Linked DNA regions of Homo sapiens: region 1 is linked to region 2. The links are chromatin loops, found by intact Hi-C in ENCODE. Cell type or tissue: heart right ventricle. All regions are shown on one strand. Links, peaks and the distances in the headings refer to the core of each region. The heading gives the core; the rest is flanking DNA. Region 1 overlaps SLC2A11 (solute carrier family 2 member 11). Region 2 has its middle 30 kb from the start of GSTT2B.

The links. Hi-C counts contacts between places; a loop is a spot of excess contacts. Peaks named below come from ENCODE experiments on the same cell type or tissue, not always from the same donor. Only the 100,000 strongest peaks of a DNase experiment are listed, where the experiment ranks them.
Region 1: a loop joins it to region 2, with 6 times the contacts of the local background. A loop is called at or near these places in 4 of 110 quality-filtered maps.

What each region holds. Positions count from the first base shown.
Region 1 is chr22:23,872,690-23,882,534 of GRCh38, reverse strand. SLC2A11 (solute carrier family 2 member 11) reads right to left here. Exons shown (of 12, transcript NM_001024939.4): 4 at 7,294-7,418; 5 at 5,364-5,493; 6 at 4,666-4,814; 7 at 1-76. It also overlaps the pseudogene RN7SL268P. Among named protein-coding and RNA genes, the nearest start is that of MIF, 17 kb to the left of the region's middle. In heart right ventricle, for the core only: no CTCF peak of the experiment used is centred there; a DNase peak (open chromatin) is centred at 4,124; H3K27ac peaks cover 1,172 bases.
Region 2 is chr22:23,925,796-23,935,640 of GRCh38, reverse strand. It overlaps the pseudogene KLHL5P1. Among named protein-coding and RNA genes, the nearest start is that of GSTT2B, 30 kb to the left of the region's middle. In heart right ventricle, for the core only: a CTCF peak has its summit at 5,434 (motif pointing left); a DNase peak (open chromatin) is centred at 5,405.

The DNA.
Region 1 (9,845 bases), core at 658-8,657, 53 kb after region 2:
TGGCAGGCAGCGCGCTCCTCCTCCAGCTCCTCCAGCTCCCCTGCCAAGTCCCCGGAGCCCCGGAGCCGCCGTAGTGCTGAGCCAGGGAGGAGGGTACTGAGCTCCCCGTCCCCAAGCCCCTCTTTGGTCCCCCTACAGGGACGCCCCCCTCCATCCCACCATTCCTTTCCTTCTTGGCTCACTCTCTGTCTCTGAGTCTGTCTGTGTGTGTGTGTGTCTCTCTCTCTGCCTCTGTCTCTCTCAATCTCTCTGTCTCTGTGTGTGTCTCTGTGTGTGTGTGTGTTTCTCTCTCTGCCTCTCAATCTCTCTGTCTCTGTGTCTGTGTGTGTGTGTGTGTTTCTCTCTCTCTCTGCCTCTGTCTCTCTCAATCTCTCTGTCTCTGTGTCTGTGTGTGTGTGTTTCTCTCTCTCTCTGCCTGTCTTTCTCAATCTCTCTGTCTCTGTGTGTGTCTCTGTGTGTGTGTGTGTTTCTCTCTCTGCCTCTCAATCTCTCTGTCTCTGTGTCTGTGTGTGTGTTTCTCTCTCTCTCTGCCTCTGTCTCTCTCAATCTCTCTGTCTCTGTGTGTGTGTGTGTGTGTGTGTTTCTCTCTCTCTCTGCCTCTGTCTCTCTCAATCTCTCTGTCTCTGTGTCTGTGTGTGTGTGTGTTTCTCTCTCTCTGCCTCTGTCTCTCTCAATCTCTCTGTCTCTGTGTCTGTGTGTGTGTGTGTTTCTCTCTCTCTCTGCCTCTGTCTCTCTCAATCTCTCTGTCTCTGTGTCTGTCTGTGTGTGTGTGTGTTTCTCTCTCTCTGCCTCTGTCTCTCTCAATCTCTCTGTCTCTGTTTGCCTCCCTGGTCAGATGGAGATGATCTTCCTTGCCCTGACATTTCTCAGGGCTGTTGCGGTGTTGCCACCATGGATGAAAAAAGGCTTTAGAAAGAAACGCAGGGTTCTGCGGACATATCAGACAGGACATGACTATTGCAGCACATTATCAAACCCAATTCTTCACCCCTCCCTGCACCCACACTGCTTGCTGTGTGATTTTGCAGTTCCTCCCACTAAAGGGGCAAGTACTGCCTACATCCCTGCTCCTGGCTCTGGGCTCGGCCAATAGGATGAGGCTGCAGTGAGGGCGTACCATGTTCCAGCCTAAGCCTTAAGAGGCCTTGCTCACTTCTACTTGCTCTTCTGCCTTCATGAGAACATTCCAGGCTAGCCAGGAGGATGACAAGACATGGACAGCCAAAGGGGCCCAGCTAAGCCACCCTCACTGGGACTATTCTAGATCAGCCAGCCAATGCCCAGCTGAGCTGCAGTTGCAGGAATGACCAAGATCAGCAGAGCCATCAGCCAGAACCATCCTAGATCAGCCCAGCCCAGAGGACTTAGAGGCTTAGGCTAAATAATTGCTTTTTTTGTTTCTTTACCACCGAGATGTTATGATCATCTATTAGTCAGCAATAGAAAGCTGATCAATAAATTGGCACCAGGAGTTGGTGCTACCGTAACAAAGACCTGTGAAATATGGTATCAGTTCCAAGACGAGGCAGAGGACGGCGATGAGGCTGGAGAAATGAAAAGCTATGTTATATAGTGCAGTAACACGGAAGAAAGAAAATGGGCTCAGTGAACTTATGGACTTGAGCAAAGAAAACTCCAAATGTTGAAAGCATGAACTGGTTGCTGTTAGATGCATATTCTAAGCTTGCTGTAAGACATGAAGAATTAGCTCAGAAAATAACTGGCCAGTTTGCAAGCAGAATTCAGAGGCAACAAAATTTAATTAAACGTAGCATATTTCAGAAACACTGGGTTAGTTGAAAACAACAACAAAAAATGTTTTCTCGCCTCTATCCTCTCCAGCTAGCAAAAGAATCCCAAATTAAGTAACAGCCTGTGAGCAAAGATCAAATCCAGAGCACTGCCAGGAAGCCATGGACTCATAGTAAAGATCAAATCAAGGGTATAGCTTAAAGCAGTGCCTCACAGACCCTCACAACTAGAAAAGGGGGCATTTAGGAGGCTTGAGGGCGTTGATTCACGGTAGCCTGACATACCCTAAATACCAGCAATTAGGCCTTGGGAGAGAAGCCTGTCTCAAAAATAATTGTGAGCGTGGTTTGTTGACACATGAAAAAACCTCGAATACATAGAAAATTCACATCATTTTTGAGAAAGTTGTATTGGCAAAAGCTCTGCCAGTTTGGACAAAAAAAAGACCAGGACAATTTGAAATATAAAGACTTCTGTGCCCCAACTTTGTTTTCTTTTCTTTTCTTTTTTTTTTTTTTTTTTTTGAGATGGAGTCTCACTCTGTCACCAGGCTGGAGTGCAGTGTGCACTGGCACAATCTTGGCTCACTGCAACCTCCGCCTCTCGGGTTCAAGCAATTCTCCTGCCACTGCAACCTCCGCCTCTCGGGTTCAAGCAATTCTCCTGCCTCAGCCTCCCTAGTAGCTGGGACTACAGGTACGTGCCACCATACCCAGCTAATTTTTGTATTGTTAGTAGAGATGGGGTTTCACCATGTTGGCCAGGCTGGTCTTGATGTCTTGACCTCGTGATCTGCCCGCCTCAGCCTCCCTGGGATTACAGGCGTGAGCTGGCGCCCAGCCTGCCCCAACTCTCTATAGGCAGGAAGGAGGCTGAGAAATTTGCTCAACCATCAAAAGCAGCACATTGTGCAACGCCCTCTTCAGAAGGAATCAAGGAAGGTGAAAGAAAAGGAAAAACATCTCAGAGGGTAGACCCAAGAAGCATGGAGAGCCACGCATAGTGGTGTGTGCCTAGAGTCCCAGCTACTCAGGAGGCTGAGACAGGAGGATCGCCTGGGCCCAGGAGCTCTGGGTTGTAGTACGCTAGGCAGATCAGGTGTCTGCACTAAGTTCAGCATCAATATAGTGACATCCCAGGAGCAGGGACCACCAGGCTGCCTAAGGAGGAATGCACTGGCCCAGGTTGGAAATGGGACAGTTCAAAACTCCCATGCTAGCCAGATACAATGGCTCATGCCTATAATCCACGCACTTTGGGAGGCCAAGGGGGGAGGATCATTTGATCTCAGGAGTTTGAGACCTGCCCAGGCAAAGAGGTGAAACTCCATCTTTACAAAAAATACAATAATAAAAAAAAATTAGCCAAGCGTGGTGGCACGGGCCAGTAGTCCCAGCTACTCAGGAGGCTGAGGTGGGAGAATTGATTGGGCCTGGGAGGTGGAGGTTGCAGTGAGCTGAGATCACACCACTCCAGCCTGGGCGACAGAGTGAGACCCTGTCCCAAACAAAACCAAAAAAACAAGAACAAAAAAGAAGAAAACTTCCGTGCTGATCAACAATGGCGTCATGCCTATGAACAGCCACAGCACTCCAGCCTGGACAAGCGAGAACCTGTCTCTAAAAGATAAAAAAAATAAAAAAAATAAAAGAACCATGGCCTGGGGTGCCCTTCATAGGGGGTAGGGGACAGAGCTGGAACTTGAACAAAGAATACTCCCTACCCCCAAGGCAGGGGACATGGCCATATTTTCCTAGGGGCGCTTCAGAATTGTTATAGATTAGTGACTGCACTGTGCCTGCCTTGCTTCCTCGTTTTTGAAATGAGAGCATTAATTTTGGTTACCTCATCTTACTTTTTACCATTGCATGCTGAGTGTGGGAAGGGAAGAAGACTCATCTTTCTAGATCCTAGGTTTCTGGATCAAGAAAAGGCCCATATAGACTTAATGTGGCGTAAGATCTGGGACTTCAAGCCCGATGCCATGATTGGATGAGACTTTGGGGGATCCTGGGATGGGACTGAACACATTTTGCACAGAGGAGAGACATAAGTAATAATTGCGGCCATGGTGACAGAGAAGAGTACACTAATGGGCCCCGGTCTTCACCCCTCCTTAAATCCACAGCCCTTGCGATGGGAGAGGATATGCCATCAATTTTCCCATCCCTTGACTTGGGATTTGGCAGTATGACTGACTCGCTTTGGCCAATGGAATGTTAATGGCACGAGGGAACCAAAGGTTTGGAAAGCGCTTATGCAACTGGATTTGCTTTCTTGTTTCTCTGCCATCACCATGCTATTCCTAGGCTAACTCGTTGGTACCAAAAGTGAGAGGACAGAAAGTGCAGCAAAGCTGAATGGCTCCAGTCCAGACCAGCCTAGACCGGCCAACCAGCAGCTGAACCTCACCACTGCCCCCCTCCCCCGCCCCACACTGTGAACTAGCCCAGCTGAGATCAGCAGAGCTGTGCAGCCAGCCAGGCAAGTACATGAATAAAAGAAGCAGTAAATAATTGTTGCTTTAAAGCAGAAATGTTGCGATTGTTCCTTAGGCATTCTTACTGTAGCCAAAGTTAACTGATATAAGATGACCATCACCCAGTTGGCACTGGGTAGGTGAGGTCTTGCACAGGTGTTTCACCGTGTGTGTGCGCGTGTGTTTCTCCGCACCGCTCTGGAGTTCTTGAGTAACAGTGGCTAGGTCTGATCCATTCTGCTGCCTGGCAGTTAGGACAACCACTTGATAGAGTTCTGATTGAAGGCAGGTATAGGCAGATCATGAAATTGAGGCACAAAGAGAGGGATAGCTTTTCCTTGATAAATGAAACCTATGAAATGGGGACCCGTATACTCTGGGGAGATGCATCCCTTGGTCAAGGGCAGTCTGGGAGCCCAAGGACAGAGACTCACCTGCCAGGCAGGCCTCGGTGTCTCCACAGTCAATGAGGAGGTAGCGCGGGCTTTCAGGGAGCAGAGGCAGGGAGGCGAGCTGGAGCGCCCCGGGCACCAGGCAGCTGGCCAGCAGCAGGGGCCAGGCCTGAGGGCCACCTAGGAGCTCCCTAAGGAGGCAGAGGAGAGGCCAGGCCAGATGCCTCTTTGCCAGAGTCCTACCACCCTGCTCTCCTGCCCACCTACACACCTCCCTGCAGGGAGTCTGCAATTGCCCCGTGCCTCTTCCTATCCAAGTCTGGGTCTGAACATCAAGATCCCTCCCACCCAGGTTGGGACCAAGAGAGGACAGGGCCACTGCCCCACCTCATCCCTAGCAACTCCTCTTCCCAAGGGTCCAGGCTCTGCCTTCTCCTCTTTTTTCTGGAATGACTGGAACACGTTTGTCTTTGAAAGCCCAAATCTTCACCCTCTCCTCTGTGAAGACCTGTTCTTTGCTCCCTGACCTGGAGAGGATGGGAAAAGGTGATTCACATTGCAGTGTGTTGACTGATACCCATTTCGTGAATTGGCAGCAGAGATGTGGATAGAGGATTCGATGCCTTCATGCAAAGCAATAATGCTTTAATCTACTAGTGGGTAGGGGAGACATTTAGGTGAAGAAACGCTTTTACTGGTATCTCCGAAATACTCAATGCATGTGGGGGAGGGGTGCTTACCTGAGTCCGACCACCTGTCCCATCACGATCCCCAGAGCCGTAAAGATGGCTGAGCTCATGGCCACAGCTCCTCGGAGCTCCTTAGGGGCGCTCTCCCCCAGGTACATGGGCTGGATGTTCATGCTCACACCTGGACGTGTGCACAGCAGAGGCACGTCAGCCACCAGCTGGGACCCCCACTCCACGACACCCAGCCTGTCTCCCCTGCCCCACTCAGCACTGTCCAGCCACTCAACTGGATCCTGGCACTGAGGGCTGATCCCTCACCCCCCACACTCAGGGGTTCTGCTTCACCTGATGAAGGGCCAACAGGATCCCAACTCTACTCTTCAGAACTTCTGAGGGAGGGCTTTCTCAGATCCGCTCCCATCCTGGTCCCTGGCCACAGTACCACATGTTCATGGGCTCTTCCTAGGTCCCATCACTGGGACCCGAGTGTGAAGGACTCTGACGGGGCTGTGCGGGGGGGTGGGAGGAGGAAGGTAGGACCACATCCTGGATGCCTACCAGCTGTCCCAGCACTCATGTCAATTCCTTCATTGATCACTACAGCTGCTCTCACCTCACCCTGGCTCCCCCAGGGAAGACCCTGGCACCTACACTGCCCTCAGGAAAACAGAGAGCTGGAGAGCACCCCAGCGCCCTCCCAGAGGGTGACAAATGGCAAAAGCTAAGAGGCCACTGTGTTGTGGTGTCACGCCCCTGGGAATGCAGTATGCCCTCCCTGACCTAGGGGTTCTCCCATCAAGGTCCTGCCCCTCTATCTACGAGTTGGGCAAAGATAACTGGAAGGAAGGCAGCTATGCTGATTGCCAAGGAGTCTCGGAGGTGCCCCTGCTCTTCCTACAAACATTTAGCTGGGGATTCCTTCTCTGATGGGTACTTGGGACATGAAGACAAAGTCTGACCTGGTTCCTTTCCCCTGGATCGTGGGCTACTCTTAGTAACTCACTTCTAATGAGCAGAATAATGGTGTATGACCTCTGGAATTAGGACATAAAAAGCACCTGGACTTCTCCTTGTGCATGCCCTCTCTCTGTCTCCCTGTCTCCCTCTCTCTCCCTCCCCTCCTCACCCCCTCAGATCACTCTGGAAGAAGCCAGCTGCCATGTTGTGAAGATCCTCAAGCAGCTCTGTGGAGAGCCCCCCAAAGTGGGCAGCTGAGACCTCCTGCCAATGGCACGTGAGGGAGCATCTTGGAAGTGGATCCTCCAGCCCCAGCCAACCCTTCTGATGTCTGCAGCCCTGACAGCTTGAGCACAGCCCCGTCAGAGACCCCAAGCCAGAGCCACCTACCTAAGACATTCCTGGGTTCCTGGCCCACAGAAACTGTGAGATTATAAATGTTGATTATTTTAAGTCACTTAATTTTGGGGTTATTTGTTTCACACAAATAGATAACTAATATAGATAGCATCATATAGATAACATCACCACTGGGCTGTATAAACAGTAGGGCGTCAAGAGATGACTTGTTGGTTGGAGCCCCTAAAAACCCAGGTGGATGTGCTCAAAATTCTGCTCTCTCACATGAAAAGCCCCAGAAATCGAGGAGTACCTAACAGGCCATTCTGCTTCTGAGAGAAGATCAGAAAACTCATCCTATATCCCTTTACACGTTGGCTACCAGGAAGCTCATGGCTTAGAGTGTTACTCAAACATGGGACCTGTATTAGTGTTAAGTTTGGAGATGCTTATTCCCCCACCCCTACACAACTTTTCCATTGTTCTGTACCTACTTTAAATATCTAGTTATATGAGCCCTTTAAGATAAACTATACTACATCCTTTTGTGACAAAGGTAGGCATAAATAAAAAATAAATGAATGAATAAAGGGAGGAAATGAAGGAAGAAATGAAATAAAAGGAATTAATGAATTTATTAATTAATAGGCATAGAGAGGCAGGATGAGAAGCCCCCACCCCATACCTGCATTGACTCCCACGAGCAGTCTTCCCAGCATGATCATCTCAAAGGAGCCTGCTTTGCGGCTGAATCCAAACAGGATTGCTGCTGACACCACAAAGATGTTATTCACCAGGAGGGACTTCTTCCTTGGGGGAAGTGAAACACACAGAAAGAGAGGCTGTGATTCAGTCCAGCGGGACCATCCCTGGGGACCACTCTTTGCAACTGTAACAAGCCTTAATTAGACACACACACAAATGTATGTAGTATGCCATTAACTACTTTGAGTCCTGGTATCCTTGCTGTCAAATGAGATGAGAGCTCCTACACTTACACGTCTGTTGTAACACATAATTTTTAAAATATCTGTAAAAATTGGGCTGGGCATGGTGGCTCATGCCTTTAATCCCAACACTTTGGGAGGTTGAAGCGGGCAGATCACCTGATCCCAGGAGACCAGGCAGGTCAACATGATGAAACCCTATCTCTACAAAAAATACAAAAAAAATTAGGCTGGGCGCGGTGGCTCACGCCTGTAATCCCAGCACTTTGGGATGCTGAGGTGGGTGGATCACCTAAGGTCAGGAGTTTGAGACCAGCTTGACCAACATGGAGAAACCCTGTCTCTACTAAAAAAAATACAAAATTAGCCAGGCATGGTGGCACATGCCTGTAATCCCAGCTACTCGAGACTGAGGCAGGAGAGTCGCTTGAACCCGAGAGGTAGAGGTTGTGGTGAGCCAAGATTGCGCCATTGCACTCCAGCCTGGGCAACAAGAGCAAAATTCCATCTCAAAAAAAAAAAAAAATTAGCCATGCATGATGGCGCACGCCTGTAATTTCAGCTACTCAGGAGGCTGAGGTGGGAGGATTGCTAGAGCCCAAGAGTACGAGGCTGCAGTGAGCCATGATCACGCCACTGCACTCCAGCCTCGGTGACAGAGTGAGACCCTGTCTCAACAGCAACAATGAAGGTACTAATATGTAATTTCTCAGATTCAATAAAACTCCAGGGAGGAAGAACAGGGACTTTAAGAGTGAAGGAAGAGACGTATAGATAGTCAAGTAGAGTTTCCTTATATTTTCCTCCATGTATTACAGAGTCACTTCTCACAACTCAGAATGGCTGTATATCTCAATGCCTTGGTCAATGGGACAGACACCAACCCAAGGAGGGGACATTGGAAATGTCACCTGCTCCATCATGATGAAGCATTAGCTTTGGCTCCTCATATTGAGCTCAGAAGTGCTGCCATACAGATCACCCAGGAGAGCTCACTGTGATCATATAGCTCACTGTACTGAGAGGGAAACTGAAGACCAGAAGTGGCCAGTGTTCTGCTCAAAGTCACCAGCACATTGGTGATAAAATATGAGCCAAAGCTTAGGTCTCTTGTGTCTAGAGAATGAAAAATGACAGTAGATTATAACAAACTCGATCCAGTGGTAACTCCAATTGTAACTAATAATTATAATTACAATAATATACATTTTCCTCACTGGAATTAATAAATCCATTAATAATAATTAAGTACTTCAATCTAGTGAGTGCATTTTGCTCCATTTCAATACACAGACATTGCCAAAAACACTTAGCATTCACCTTGCTGGAACAGTCATATACCTCCTCCGATCTGCCTTAAGTATATAGCAGCAGCTGGGTGCAGCAGCTCACGCCTATAATCCCAGCATTTTTGGAGGCTGAGGTGGGGGGATCACGAGGTCAGAAGTTCGAGACCAGCCTGGCCAACATGGTGAAACCCCATCTCTACTAAAAATACAAAAATTAGCCAGGCATGGTGGCAGGCACCTGTAATCCCAGGTAGTGGGGAGGCTGAGGCAGGAGAATCGCTTGAACCCGTCTAATAAATAAATAATAAATAAATTCAAGGTCTTGCACTGTGCTCCCCCCACCATGCTACACACACGCGTGCACACACACACACACACACACACACACGTGTCTGTAATCAGTAGCTTGAGGGGGCCGAGGCGGGTGGATCACCTGAGGTCAGGGGTTCGGGACCAGCCTGACCAACATAGTGAAACCCCGTCTCTACTAAAAATACAAAATTTAGCAGGGCGTGGTGGCACGTGCCTGTAATCCCAGCTACTCAGGAGGCTGAGGCAGGAGAATCTCTTGAACCCGGGAGGCGGAGGTTGCAGTGAGCCGAGATCATGCCATTGCACTCTAGCCTGGGTGATAGAGCGAGACTCCGTCGCAAAAAAAATAAAAAGGATATAGCAGCTGCCCAGCTGCAGGCCACAGTCCATTCCACAGGGAGCTGTGCATCCCACAGGACATGCTGCTGTCCCACTATTTTGATGAGTTCACACAGAAAGGACCTGGAGAAGAGGAAGCAGCAAGTGCACTAGAAGTCTTGGTAAGGCACAGTGTGACAAAGAGTAGAAGATTAATAACGAGATAGGGGGCTGCCACTCCAACGAAGTTCCTGAGGTCTAGAGGACTAAGAGGTGGCAGCGTATTTTCTCCAAAGTGCATGACAAATTGCTGCACCTTGGTCCCCTTCCTCTAAGAAGGAGGGACAAACCTCTGAGAGCTTCTTTCCATT
Region 2 (9,845 bases), core at 825-8,824:
CTTGGGAGGCAGAGGTAACAGTGAGCCAAGATCACACCACTACACTCCAGCCTGGGCAACAGAGCAAGACTCTGTCTCAAAACAAACTAACAAAAAAACCCAAACAAAACAAAAAAATACAACATAAAGGAGTCACCCAGAAGGAGGGTGATGCGAAGACACATAGGGGAATGCCAGAACAGAGGCAAAGATTGGAGTGATGGGTGTTAGATTAATCATGGTCTTTATGTCCTGTACTTTATCACGCTTTGACATTTTTTAAGTTTATTTTACATTTTTGTAGAGACAGGGTCTCACTCTGCCAGGCTGGAGTGCAGTGGTGCAATTATATTAGGTTGGTCTAAAAGTAATCATGGTTTTTGCCATTACTTTTATTTTATTTATTTATTTATTTATTTATTTGAGACAGGGTCTCACTCTGTCACCCAGGCTGGAGTGCAGTGGCGCAATCTCACCTCACTGCAACCTCCACCTCCTGGCTTCAAGCGATTCTCCTGCTTTAACCTCCCAAGTAGCTGGGAGTACAGGTGCAGGCCACCATGCCCAGCTAATTTTTGTATTTTTAGTAAAGACAGGATTTCACCATGTTGGCCAGGCTGGTCTTGAACTCCTGGCCTCAAGTGATCCACTTGCCTTGGCCTCCCAAAGTGCTGAGATTACAGGCGTGAGCCACAACGCCTGATTTGCCATTACTTTTAATTAAACTTTTTATTATGGTTGATTGATTTCCTAGGTTCATTCATACATTTTGTTTTGTTTTTTGAGACAGGGTCTCGCTCTGTCACCAAGGCTGGAGTCAGTGGTGCAGTTATAGCTCACTGCAGCCTTGACCTTCTGGGCTCTAGTGATCCTCCTGCCTCAGCCTCCTGAGCAGCTGGAACTACAGGCATGTACCACCACACCCATCTAATTTTTAATTTTTTGTTGTTGTTGTTGTAGAGCTGGTGTCTTGCCATGTTGCCCAGTGCTGGCCTTAAGTGAGTCTCCCATCTCAGTCTCCCAAGGTGCTAGGATTTCAGGTGTGGATCACCGCGCCCGGACTGCTTTGACATCCTGAGGACTTGCTGATCCAAGAGAGACTGCCCCTACCTGGGCCATAAATTCCTAAACTATTAACTTCTAATTGGAGTGCTACCAATTTTTTTTTCGTTTGTTTTTTGAGATGGAGTTTCACTCTGTCACCCAGTCTGGAGTGCAGTGGCGTGATCTCAGCTCAATGCAAGCTCCACCTCCCGGATTCAGGCCATTCTCTGACCTCAGCCTCCCGAGTAGCTGGGACTACAGGTGCCTGCAACCACGCCTGGCTAATTTTTTGTATTTTTAGGAGAGACGGGGTTTCACCATGTTAGCCAGGATGGTCTCGATCTCCTGACCTCATGATCCACCTGCCTCGGCCTCCCAAAGTGCTGGGATTACAGGAGTGAGCCACCGCGCCCGGCCGAGTGCTACCAATTTTTGCAGAGTAATATTGAACTCTTGTTCTATTATTATGGAAAGATTTAGAACTGCCCTTTCTGTCACATAATTTCCAACGCCTGGAAAAAAGGATCTCAATACTGAAAATAACTTAGAATTGTAACATACAAGTGGGTTTTCCCTGATGTCATATCTAGTATGTTCATGTGGTATTACTTTGTGTATAAAAGAGCCCAAGTTTGTAATTTGGCTGACATTTAAAGTGACACCTGGTGATAGAAGGTGTTGGGTATCCAATTCTACATTGACCTGACCATTTAGGTGAGAACCTTTATATAATCTGTTGCCACATAAGATAAAAAGACCAATGTTGTTCACAGATAAGTTCAGAGTGGAACTCATGACCCACCAGGTTGGGGGCTGGTGTCTTGTCACCTATCATGTAGGCATCTGCACACATCCATCTTCCATGTGTCTTTGTCAGTCTGTAGGAGAATGGGTTGCAAAATATCTAATATAGGAGGCCTGCAGTTTGGCCTTGACATGTCTGTGGCTTGGTTTTGTTATGTGACCAAGTTTGTCCAGATTTTTGGTCTACCCGTATTTAATGTCTAGTGTTTGGCAGCCTAATGAAGAGAGCAGATGAGCTACCCCATATTATACAAGGGTGGCTTGTGAGCTTACTGTAACATCCAGTGATATGACAAGTGTTTGTACCATAAGAGTCAGTGCCAGAACCTTCTATAACCTTCATGGGAGGCTTGAGGATGCCACCTGTGGAACCAAATCACAGGATTCAACTGTAATATCATCTTGCTATGTCACCTATAAATCATTCAGCACTATACTTGTTTTTAAAACAAAGGGAACATTTTCTTTTTTTTTAAGATAGGGTCTTGCTCTGTTGCCCAGGCTGAAGTGCAGTGGTGTGATCACAGCTCACTGCATTCTCCACCTCCCGGGCTCAAGCGATTCTTCCACCTCAGCCTCCTGAGTAGCTGGGACCACAGGTGCCCACCACCACACTCTACTAATTTTTTGTGTGTTTTGTGTAGAGATAGGGTTTCACCATGTTGGTCAAGCTGGTCTCAACTCCTGAGCTTAAGCAATCTGCCCACCTCTGCCTGCCAAAGTGTTGAGATTACAGGCTTGAGCCACCATACCCAGCAAATTTCCTTCATTTAATGACTACCTGAGCACAGGACAGACCTTGAGCTTCCATAGAGGTTTGTCCATGTCCAATTAATCCATCAAAAGAAGAAGTAAAGTGATGTTGTTTTCTCAGTTGTGGATGCCACACCCTGTCACATACCCAGTTTTCATAGTTGGCCCACCGAGTCCTGGCATTGGCAGGAATGAAAATCGGTTCAAGTTCTTCTGCATGATCTAGATGTTGACATAACCAGTAATCAGATTAATTAAAGTGGACAAGATTTGGAGAGTTGGTGTAACGGGGTGTCAGCTCTGTTTTTGACCTGTTGAGAAAACAGTAAGGGTTACTAAGAATGAGACACCACCTCAAAGAGAACCCATAGTGTAGGATCAGAGGGAGAATCAGAGGACAGGATTGAGACAAGCAATTTCCAGTCAGCTTTTTAATAAATGGCCAGAGAAAAAGGAGGCTTCATTAAAAGGAAGAGGTTCTTTTGGTTTTTGCTTTTTGGACAAGGAGGCCCAATGTGAGAAAACAGGTGGAAGTGAAGTTTCTTGATCCATGATCTTGAGGAAAGCTGTCTACTTTAAAATGTCATCTGCTTCTGAGGCCTGGGAACCAGTCTGGGAAATCGTTACTTTAAGGTCACCTGTAGGGAGGGTCTTCCAGTTGTCCTCAGAGTGCTGATCTGGGTCTATCTTGGTGTAATTCACATGAATCCAGGAGGACTTTTCCCCAACTTGATGGCAGTGTAGGTGGTTAGCAGTGCAGTCAGGCATTGCTTAATGACAGGGATGCATTCTGAGAAATGCATCTTTAGGTACTTTTGTCGTTGTGTAGACATCACAGAGTGTACTTACACAGACCTAGATGATATAGCCTACTACACACCTAGGCTATATTGTGTAGCCCACCTGCTCCTAGGCTACAAACCCATACAGCATGTTAGTATACTGAATAATGTACATGGTGTAACACAATGATAAGTATTTTCTTTTACTTATATCTTGCATTGTAGGATTTATCACAAAATGTTACTGCCCAGTGCATTTTTGCAAACAATAACAATTCACTGAGGGTATTAACATTCACATATGTAATTAGAGTTTACAAATGCACCAAACTTTGGGTAACAAACACTTTAAACTTGTTTTTTTAGACATTCAGTAAGCCCTTTCTCCCCCCTCCCCAAACCGTTTGATTACAAAGAAGCACAATGGGTTAACTGTGGCAAAACATAAGAAATAAGGCAGGGGAGGCAGGTGCAGCCTTGACAACATAAGAATATCCAAACAATGTTGTCAATATCAAAAGAAAAAATCAAAACATCTTTTATAATATAAAATAAATCCATATAATTAAGTACTAATTAGGTGAAATAACATTATAGGGTATATAACGTTTATTTTCTCTATTTAAATTTGCATATCTTAAATTTATTTGTTTTTATTTTATTTTTTCCTGAGATGGAGTCTCACTCTGTCACCCAGGCTAGAGTGTAGTGGCACAATCTCAGCTCACTGCAACCTCTGCCTCCTGGGTTCAAGAAATTCTCCTGCCTCAGCCTCCTGAATAGCTGGGATTACAGGCGTGCACTACCATGCCCAGCTAATTTTTACATTTTTAGTAGAGATGGGGTTTCATCATGTTGGCCAGGCTGGTCTCCAACTCCTGACCTCATGATCCATCTGCCTTGGCCTCCCAAAGTGCTGGGATTACAGGCATGAGCCACCTCGCCAAGCTGCATATCTTAAATTTAATGTGAAACATCATGTTTCAACTTCGACTTAAGAATATCATGACATACAGTTTTTGGTGAGTCTAGATGTAATGGAATGAATATTTAAATAGACTTCAAAGATTTTATCAAGGTTGTATTTGGTTATCATTGCTTTAAGTCTTTAATGCTTTTCTTTCTTTATTGGACTAAGCCAATTTTAGAAACAAAATCCACAACCAACACACATACAATGCCGATGTTTCTGAAAAAACTAAATAGTATTATGTTTAGTATATCATTAAAATAGTGATTGTGGTTAAACAAACAAGCAAACAAACAAATTACTGCAACTCATAGATGATAAACTTATAGAAAGCAACATTTTAGAAGTTCCATCTGGTGTGTTTGCACTGTAAGAAAATAAATCTGGATATGAGTATGTAGGGTCCAGCCCTACAGGGTCAGTGAGTTTTCTCCTCATGTGTGGAGATGAGAGAGTGTAGAAATAAAGACACAAGACAAAGAGATAAGAGAAAAGACAGCTGGGCCCAGGGGACCACTACCACCAAGATGCAGAAACCGGTAGTGGCCCCAAATGCCAGGCTGTGTTGATATTTATTGGATACAAGACAAAGGGGTAGGGTAAGGAGTGTGAGCCATCTCCAATAATAGGTAAGGTCACGTGGGTCATGTGTCCACTGGACAGGGGGTCCTTCCCTCCCTGGCAGCCGAGGCAGAGAGAGAGAGAGGAGAAAGAGAGAGAGAGCTTACACCATTATTTCTGCTATCAGAGACTTTTAGTACTTTCACTAATTTGCTACTGCTATCCAAAAGGCAGAGCCAGGTGTACAGGATGGAACATGAAGGTGGACTAGGAGCATGACCACTGAAGCACAGCATCACAGGGAGACAGTTAGGCCTCCGGATAACTGCAGGCGGGCCTGACTGATGTCAGGCCCTCCACAAGAGGTGGAGGAGTAGAGTCTTCTCTAAAATCCCCTGGGGAAAGGGAGACTCCCTTTCCCGGTCTGCTAAGTAGCAGGTGTTTTTCCTTGACACTGACGCTACCGCTAGACCAGGGTCTGCTTGGCAACGGGCATCTTCCCAGATGCTGGCGCTACTGCTGGACAAAGGAGCCCTCTGGTGGCCCTGTCCGGGCATAACAGAAAGCTCGCACTCGTCTTCTGGTCACTTCTCACTATGTTCCCTCAGCTCCTATCTCTGTATGGCCTGGTTTTTCCTAGGTTATGATTGTAGAGCAAGAATTATTATAATATTGGAATAAAGAATAATTGCTGCAAACTAATGATTAATGATATATATATAATCATATCTAAGATCTATATCTAGTATAACTATTCTTATTTTATATATTTTATTATACTGGAACAGCTCGTGCCCTCGGTTTCTTGCCTCGGCACCTGGGTGGCTTGCCACCCGCATGAGTAAGATGTGCTTGACTGAATAAATGAGATCCCCAGCTAGCACTGGGCTATGTTCCAGAGCAGTGCATCTGTCCTAATATGTTACATCAGGAATGTTTGTTCACAATCCACCAGCTGCAGGTTTTCATTTACTAAGAATTGAAAGCAATTAATCCTGGTCCATCCACTCCTTCCTCCGTTGTTTTACTATCTTTGCTTTGAGATCAGGTACTTTGTGCCCAGGATTGTGGCAATGCATGTTTACTAAAAATGCATCCATTGATGGTAGAATAATTGTACTAAATTAATAAAGGAAGAGAGTGTCTTCATGTAGAAAACAGAGCACTAAATTATAATTTTACAGTCACAGCACAAGCTCCAGCTCTTCCTAGGCACAGTGGAGCAACCCGGGTCCACTCTTTGTCTGGGATCATGAGCCTCCACTGTATTCAGGTATGCCTGTCCATCATACCTCCCAACAGCATAAAACTTATCAACAAGTAAACAGACCTCCACTGCATCTCTGCTGATGCTCATTGATTCTACTGTAGTCCACATGTCTGTTTTGGGATCAGATGTCTCCACACAATCTGAGAGTCTGGAAGTCAAGTTGGATGTGAGAGCATCATGTTCCCCTATAGCATACAGCAGTCCGCTCCGGGTCGTTACTCCTATGCCACCTCTCCTTTTTGACATCCGTGCACACAGTGTCCATGTTGGGGTGATCAGGCCTAACACCAGGCCGTGGGGGCTACAAAGTCTGGCGGGGTCAGAGGAATGTGAAAAGATAAGTTAAAAGTGCATAAAGTGGGTCCGGGGGGCCGGCACTAGATTGAAGGCTGCAAAGGCCCCGAGCTCTGGGAGCCCACACTATTTATTGGTGATCAAACAAAGAAGCAGGTGGTGAGGATGTGAGGGTAAACAGGTGAGGGCATGAGAACGTGGGGATAGAAAGCTAGTGGTGCATTAAGCGTAGCTGTGACAGCTTAGCACTTCCTTTGATGCATGTAGAATATGCTCTGCTACTTGAGATAATGGAGGACATGTTTACGAGTAAGAAGCAAGGAACCAACAAGTCTGTGCACATTCCAGAGGCTATGAGGAGTTTTATGCCCTGAGCCCTGGGTTCCATCCAAGCCACACGGGGTTTTATGCCCTGGGCTTAGATTTGTGTTGCGGCAGGGCAGCCTTCCACCCTATGGCACAGAGCTTGGTGTACCAAAGGCCATGAGGGGTTTTAGGCCGTGGACCCCGGACATCTTTCAAGACTCTTTTACATTATGACAGACAAGCCAGTCCTGCCTCAGCTCTTCTACCAACAGTCCACTCACTAGTATGAGGATCAAAACATTCTACTGATTTGAGACAAGAACTTGCATCACCACCACCAACTGCATTAAGTTTTCCACTTAGCACTGCCACACCAACTGTGCTCCTAGGAGTAGACACAGTGGCAACAAAATTCCACTGGCGAGCCTGAGGGTCCCAAATTTCCGCTGTGTTCAGATGGCCCCAGCCCTCATGCCCTCCTACGGCATACATGGGACCTTCCAGTACAGCCACACCAAGGCCATGTCTATGTGTGGACATAGGTGGCACCACACTCCCTGTTTTTGTTTTGGGGTTGTAGCACTCTACAGTATTCAAAGTCTTCAGTCCATCTCTTCCTCCAACCACATACGGTTTGTCATCTAGCACTGCGACACCAAACTGTAGCCTCCTCTCATTCATATTTGCTACTGGAGTTCATGTATTTGTACAGAGGTCATACTTTTCAATGCTTGTTGCTCCTTTTGTTGAATCCATTCTCCCAACTGCAAATAATGTACCAACAGTTGATTTCCTAGATTTTGCCTGAGGACTTTGTAACGTGGGTCATCTCTCTGGTAATACATGGTACTTCATTGCTTCCATAATGAGTTTCTGACATTCTATATTATCCCAAAAAAGTACATTATTTTCCATGTCTGCCAGGAACTGTGGTGAAAGAAGAGGTAGCCTAATATTAGCCAAAAGTTTACTTAGATCTTTCCATCTCTGTTCCAAATCATGACAGACCCAAGTAAGAAGTGGAGTCAATATTGTCTCATCAGGAATGTTCATGTCATCACTAGTCAAGAACTTTGCAATTTTGCTGGCTGGTAATAATACAAATTCCTGGTTTCTGATTACTTTCATGAAATGCTCAATAGTATAATTGTGAGCCACTTTATGCAAATCTGTACAACCTTAGGCATCAGCAAAAGAACAAATTCCAAGACAGCTGGATGGGTGAAGCTGTTTCATTAAAAACTTATGACATGTGGCCTGGTGCCCTGGCTCACGTCTGTAATCCCAGCACTTTGGGAGGCCAGGGCAGGCGGATCACCTGAGGTCAGGAGTTCAAGACCAGCCTGGCTAACATGGTGAAACCCCGTCTCTACTAAAAATACAAAAAAGTACCTGGTCGTGGTGGCAGGCGCCTATAATCCCAGCTACTCGTGAGGCTGAAGTAGGAGAATTGCTTGAACCTGGGAGGCGGAGGTTGCAGTGAGCTGAGATCTACACTGGGCGGCAGAGCGAAACTCTGTCTCAAAACAAACAAACAAACAAAAATTTACAACATGCTTCTACAGCCTGTGAAAGCTGAAGAAGGCAAGCTGTAGATAGCAGGCACTCAGTATTATCTTCTTTTAATTCAAGGCGGGTTGTATAAGCATATTGGATCAAGGACCACGATGAATTTGGTTCTACACCTTCCATTTTTATGTCTTCTTGTCTTGCTTCTCTGACATCATTAGTAAACATGGCAGCAAAATAGTCTGAGCCAGAGGAGAGCACCAATCTGTGAGCTGGAATTCTGCCATCACCAGCAACTAAAATTACATCGCACAACTGTTTATGTCTCAAACAGTTTTCCATTTTTTTAAATGTTTGTTCGGCATAATTCAGGGCTTGGAAAAATTCATGATGAACATGGCTCCATAATATGACAGGATGATAACGTCTGACTACTACTGGAAGTCCGCGTCGGGCTCCGGAGGGAGTCACAGCAGGCCAGGGTGGAGGAGTGGGGGAGGCGAGGGCAGAGAGGGATGCTCGTGTGCCCCCAACCCCTTCCTGGCAGCCTCATCTACGGCGTTGGTGGCCCCAAGCTAGACAATCTTGCTCCATCAGGTGGCACCAGGCGGTGGGGGGTGGGTGGTCAGAGTCCTCAGGTAGCCCCAGAGGGGTGGGTGAGTGGATGGGGGTCCAGACTGGCTCGCCTATCAGTCCCCGCACTGCGCAATCGGCTGCCCACCCAGCCCACACAATGATAAGTATTTTTGTATGTAAACATATCTAAACATAGAAAAGCTACAGTAAAAATATGGTATTATAATCTTTTTTTTCTTTCTTTCTTTTTTTTTTTTTTTTTTTTGAGACAGGATCTCACTCTGTTGCCCTGGCTGGAGTGCAGTAGCATGATCATGGCTCACCGCAGTCTCGACTTTCCTGGGCTCAGGTGAGTCTCCCACCTCAGCCTTCTAAGTAGCTGGGACTACAGGTGCGCATCACCATGACTGGTTTATTTTGTATTTTTTGTAGAGACAGGATTTCACCATGTTGCCCAGACTGGTCTCAAACTCCTGGGCTCAATGATCTACCCGCCTCTGCCTACCAAAGTGCTAGGATGACAGGTGCGGTGGCTCACCGGCATTATAATCTGATGGGGACACCATTGTATATTCGGTCCATCGTTGACCAAAACATTGGTGACAGTGCATGCTTTCTTCTAAAAGCCTTGATTTACACCTAATCTCCTGGTCAAAAAGGATGGCAAGGCTTGTTAGTTGGCAGAAGCTATGCCCTTTTTACCTGTTGATGATTTATATGCTCCAAGATTACTAGTTAGTTCCTTTATGTAGCTGTCATAGCATCACATTGTTCACTTAAGAAGTCCCCATAATCCAGGGATCACTCAATGCAGGAATGAAAGGTTTAGAGATGCCAATAGGCAAAGGGAAACCAAGCACTATTTCAAAAGAAGTTAATCCACGCCTCCCATTTGGAGCATTCTAAACTTCATAAGGGGTAAAAGGCAACAAGAGGTAATGTTTTTCCTCCCTTCAATTCAGTTTCCTGACAGATTTTTCCTAACGTCTTTTTTTCT